Regions from separate parts of the Homo sapiens genome. Here region 1 is linked to region 2. Evidence: chromatin contacts called from ENCODE Hi-C or POLR2A ChIA-PET data. All regions are on one chromosome and are shown on one strand. Each heading gives the region's core, a stretch centred on a gene start or an enhancer-like site at or near the end of the contact. The rest is flanking DNA. Distances are from core to core; before and after follow the strand shown.

Region 1 (2,700 bases), core at 185-2,684, 38 kb before region 2:
CCTATCTCCAATACGTACATACATACATAAAAAATAAAACCAGTGAAACATCAGTTCAGAGTCTTCTGTAAAAGACTCAGGGAAGGAGAAAGGGCCAAAGGACCAGAAACTGCTGAACATGCTTTTCCGAATGGCCAGAGAGGATGGGGAAATCACTATTAGTAACATGCTGTCCACTCAGCTTATGGGTAGGAGCCAGATCTGATGACTGACACCATGGCCAAACGCCATTTTTTTAAATCTTTTTTGATGAAGTCTCGCTCTGTCATTCAGGCTGGAGTGCAGTGGCATGATCTCTGCTCACCGCAACCTCCGCCTCCTGGGTTCAAGCAATTCTCCTGCCTCAACTTCCCAAGTAGCTGGGACTACAGATGTGCAGTATCATGCCCAGCTAATTTTTTTTTTTTTTTTTTGAGACAGAGTCTTGCTCTGTTGCCAAGCTGGATTTCAGTGGCTCTATCTGGACTCACTTCAACCTCCACCTCCCAGGTTCAAGCGATTCTCCTGCCTCAGCCTCCCGAGTAGCTGGGACTACAGGTGCATGCCACCACGCCCAGCTCATTTATTGAGCTGGTTTCACCCTGTTGGCCTGGCTGCTCTTGAACTCCTGACATCAGGTGATCCATCCACCTACCTCAGCCTCCCAAAGTGCTGGGATTACAGGAGCCACTGCAAACGGCCGGAACTGGTTTCAAATGCAAATCTGATCTATCACTCAGCCTCTGCCTCCCAGGTTCCAGCGATTCTCTTGCCTCAGCCTCCTGAGTAGCTGGGATTACAGGAACATGCCATCACACCCGGCTAATTTTTGTATTTTTAGTGCAGACAGGGTTTCACCATGTTGTCGAGGCTGGTCTCGAACTCCTGACCTCAGGTGATCCCCTACCCCTGCCTCAGCCTCCCAAAGTGTTGGGATTATAGGCGTGAGTCCCCGCGCCAGGCCCCAAACACCATTTTCTCATGAGTGGTGCTTCACATGGCTTCTTCCCAGATCTGCTTTCACTCAACTCTTTGCCCTAGGTTTTCCGAGTTCCTTGATTACCTTTGCTTGGGGTGGGAGATGGGCCTTCCTTATGCTTTAAAAAATTACCTATTTATTTTTCAGACGAGTGCAACAAGGATTTATTAAATGTAATTATATAATTTATCTGAAGGTTCCTCGAACACATAAATTGTAGGCTAAACTCTCAACCATAATCTCTAGGGTGTTTCTCAAATTCTTAGGTTTTACTGGAATTCACGGGAGTTCCATCGTATAAGCTTCTCTGTGGAATAAATGGGAGAAAGGCTTGCAAGCAGAGGTAGAACTCCTGCTGAAGGTGGTTAGAAATTGGGATTTATATTGACAGCACAGACACCGCCTGGGACTGCGCCTGGTGAGGCAGGAGATCTGGTTACTCTAGCAGTAAGAGTCTGTGACCTTCATAAAAGTAGAAAGCAATGTGCCCAGTTCACCGTCTGCGTGTGTGTTAGAGGCATAAGCAAGGTTCTCAAGGGTAAAGAGAGCCAGATCTGAGTTTGCTGGCTGAACTTACCTTACATGGTGCTGGGGAGAGAGCTGGGGGAGGGAAGGCAGGCGGGGATTACTCACAAGGATTCAGAGTCCGCCCCATGACATAGATTGATAGCTCCCTATGGGGCTTTGGTGAGCCCTACACCTTTTAAAATTTCACATAAAGCTTCGACTGGAGAAGCATCTGAACCACATACCAGCAAATCTCTGGACACGGCAACACATTCAGACTCTTCTATTTGAGGAAAACATTGGCCAAAACAAGTAGGGCTTTTCTTCAATTCAGCTTCCTAGTGGTCATGATCTTTGCAGCCCAGAAAGCAAAATTTAAGCAGACTTCTTTTGGTGACTTGTTTTGTTTTGTTGTTTTAAAAATGGTATAATTATTTTTTAAAGCTTGTACTTCCTTTTTGGCACTCTTACAGAATTGCCACCAGGCCTAAGAGCTAGAATGGGAAAAGAAAGAGTAGGTGACAGTGTCACAGAGATGCGAATTAGGGAAAGGTCTTCAATACGGAAATATCTTTAATATCCTGCCTGGCTACGACAGTGACAGGACCTTTCTTGGATAAGCTCTCATGAACCTACGATAATTAGGTTTTATTACGTCATATTGAACAGCCTTTCCTAATACGGCAGCCTTTTCCTAATGCGGTGGTGCTCAAGGCTCTCCCTGATTTTATTCCTGCTTATCTCTCTAGCCCTGTCTCTCAAACTCGCTTCAGTCATAGTGTATGTTCTAGATATATTCAACCTCTTCTAGTGCTCTTCCCCCAACGCCCCACATAGAAGTCAGTAAAGACATTAAGAAGAGTTATTTTAGATCTCCAGTTCCTTTTAATTGCTATCTTCTCTGTAGAGAATGTTCTTCCTTTGACCTCACTCCTTCTCTGGTTTTAACTCTCAGTGGTCACTGCTTCCAGGAAGCCCTCCCAAACTCCCTCTCTTACTCCTCCCCAGGCTGAGTTAGGATTCCTTCTCTTTGCCTCCTTAATATCTATGTAGCTAGAACTTTGCGCTATATTATTTTATAACTACCATATACATTCATGAGTGGATGAATCAATGTTTGTCACCATTGGACTAAAAGCAAATTAATTTTTTTTTTGAGACAGGGTCTGGCTCTATCACCCTGGGTGGAGTGCAGTGGTGTGATCTCAGCTCACTGCAAGCTCCACCTCCCAGTC
Region 2 (2,700 bases), core at 39-2,538:
TCAGCTCCCACTTATGAGAGAGAACGCGCGGTGTTTGGTTTTCTGTTCCTGTGTTAGTTTGCTGAGGATGATGGCTTCCAGCTTCATCCATATCCCTGCAAAGTACAGGATCTCATTCCTTCTTATGTCTGCATAGTATTCCATGGTGTATATGGACCACATTTTCTTTTCCAGTCTATGATTGATGGTCATTTAGGTTGATTCCATGTCTTTGCTATTGTGAATAGTGGTGCAATAAACATACATGTGCAAGTATCTTTATAATAGAATGATTTACATGCCTTTGTAAACCCACTTTTAAACGTGGAGAATGTTTTTTATTTGATGTCCTTCATAGAATCCTTACATAGCAGTAAAAAGTAGAAAACATTTAAATCTGAAGATTAATTATAAATTTTAAAACTCTGTTTTGCTGACTATATACGTGGTCAGAATATTTATATAGGCTGGGCACAGTTGTGCACGCCTGTAATCCCAGCACGTTTGGAATACCAAGGTGGGTATTGGGTGGATTGCTTGAGCTCAGGAGTTTGAGGCCAGCCTGGGCAATATGGTGAAACCCCTCTCTCAATAAAAACAAAACAAAACAAAACAAACTACTTATAGAGCAGTTTCTGCTCGTATGAAAGAAAGACAAGTAACAAAATCTTGTCTCTTTCCCAGAAAATAATGATAATTATAGGAACTGCCAGTTTAAACCCTAGAAGAAATTTTATAAGGACATGCACCTCCCCTCTCAGGTTCCAGGAGAACACTTTTTGGGTAGTGCCAGGCCTAGGGGTGGGATGGGTTTCCCAGGGTGCCCCAGCTATGCCTGAAGAATTCAGGAATGTTAGATTACACTCAGTTACCAAAACAGTCCTGTGTCAGCTAGGCCTGTGCAGAAAGGTGAATGAATGCTTGTGCTTTGGAATTCCCCCCCACCCCCACCCCACCCACCAGCCTTCTCTCTCGCTCAGTAATAAAACAGAGCTCATGCTTGCTATGGGTGTTATTGCTCTTCAGGATTACACATTAATCCATACTGTGTAATTACTTTACAGCAACTTTGTTCTCTTAATTGTGCTGAGGCATCTGAGGAATTTGACATTGCCGTGGTGAGGTTGGCATTTGTTTATACCAACAACACACACCATTAAGAAGCTTAAGCTAGCAAAAGCCTAATGCATTAGAGATGCCATGGCTCAAATATGAAATCATATCACGTAGCGTAGCTTAACCCGGGCACCAAGCTGTGATGTTTTATGAGTAAAAGGAGTCACTCCCCTTAGGCTAGGGCATGGTTAAGTTGAACACAGGAATGACATCATCTTGACTTTGCCTGGGCATTTGGCCGTGTATATCCTGTACGCTGCATCTTTAATAATGGGAAAAGTCATCCTGTGTCTTTCACCATGAGAAAGACAAGAAGTCAGGCTTAAATTGAATTAAATACAAATCATCTTCAAAATCTGAAAACTGTGCCTCACAGAATTGGACTAAAAATAGCCTTTATCTGAACCAGTGCAGAGAAGATCTGTGATTGTCCACATTTCCCCCATCCTTTAGCTCCGGATGACACTGTAGAGACCACTGAATGTGGTGCTTGTGGGACAAAGGGTGGGGCTGAAGCGTAGCTCCCCAAAGCCTCTGCAGAGATAGCATGGGAGTGAGGAGGAGGGCTCTGCAGGTGGACCTGTGGCTGTGAAGTTAAAACATTGACCCTCCGTGGATCACAAAAAATGCAGTACTGCTGTTTCCCATGTGCACTTTGCTCAGTAAAGTAAGGTCAGGGCGCAGGGAAGAAACTCGAAGGGGAGGCAGAACCCCAGAGCTAATCCTGACTCACTGTTAACTGGCTCTATGGCATTGGGCATGAAATGGAACCATTTGGGAAGTTTCAAAACATACGGATTTGCACCTTTAAAAAATAAATTGCACAGTACTCTCTTTCCAGAGACGTTAAGATAATGGGAAAACAACTGCTCCTGGGAATGGAGAGATGAGGATCTGAATCTTGGCTCTGTGATGGAATTTCTGAATTGCCCAGGCAAGTTACTTACCTCTTAGGGCTTCCATTTCTTCACTCTTAAATAATGCCAGCGACCTCATAGATTTAGTTCTGAATTAATGAGATGATATTCGTAGTGCAACTGGATCATTGCCTAACGTTTTAGTCCACTTGTGCTGCTATAACAAAATATCATAGACTGGGCGGCTTGAACAACAGATACTTATTTCTCACAATTCTAGAGGCTCATAAGTCTAAGATCAAGCTGCTAGCAAATTCGGTTTCTAGTGAGGGCCGGCTTCCTGGCCGGTAGACAGCCACCCTCCTTGCGGTGTCCTTACACGGACTCTTCTCTGTGTGTGCTCATGGAAAGGTGATCACTGTCTTCCTCTTTGTAGAAGGGCACTAATCCCATCAAGGAGCTCCACTTTGATAACGAAATCTAAACTTAATTACCTCCCAAAGGCCCCACCTCCAAATACTATCACATTCGGGATAAGGGTGTCAATACACTGTTTTTTTCTTTTAGATGGAGTCTTGCTCTGTTGCCCAGGCTGGAGTGCAGTGGTGCCATCTCAGCTCACTGCAGCCTCCACCTCCCCGGTTTAAGCGATTCTCCTGCCTCAGCCTTGAGAGTAGCTGGGATTATAGGCACCCACCACCACGCCCGGCTAATTATTGTATTTTTAGTAGAGACAGGGTTTCACCAT

Evidence for each region. A loop is a pair of places that touch in the nucleus more often than their neighbours do. ChIA-PET counts read pairs that join two places held with the same protein, here RNA polymerase II (POLR2A).
Region 1: a map of endothelial cell of hepatic sinusoid shows a loop between it and region 2 (6-fold over the local background). The contact joins two enhancer-like sites. A Hi-C loop is called at or near these places in 2 of 168 maps with a recorded cell type or tissue (DLD1 and endothelial cell of hepatic sinusoid) and 1 of 37 single-sample maps with no recorded cell type. POLR2A ChIA-PET finds 5 or more read pairs at or near these places in 5 of 52 experiments (HEK293, K562, MCF 10A and 2 more).

Annotation. Positions count from the first base shown.
Region 1 is chr6:154,592,130-154,594,829 of GRCh38, reverse strand. No RefSeq gene overlaps it. Among named protein-coding and RNA genes, the nearest start is that of CNKSR3, 83 kb to the right of the region's middle. Within about 2 kb of position 1,434, at least 6 of the 41 ENCODE cell types and tissues checked have a DNase peak (open chromatin) inside an H3K27ac peak, as active enhancers do.
Region 2 is chr6:154,553,724-154,556,423 of GRCh38, reverse strand. No RefSeq gene overlaps it. Among named protein-coding and RNA genes, the nearest start is that of CNKSR3, 44 kb to the right of the region's middle. Within about 2 kb of position 1,288, at least 2 of the 41 ENCODE cell types and tissues checked have a DNase peak (open chromatin) inside an H3K27ac peak, as active enhancers do.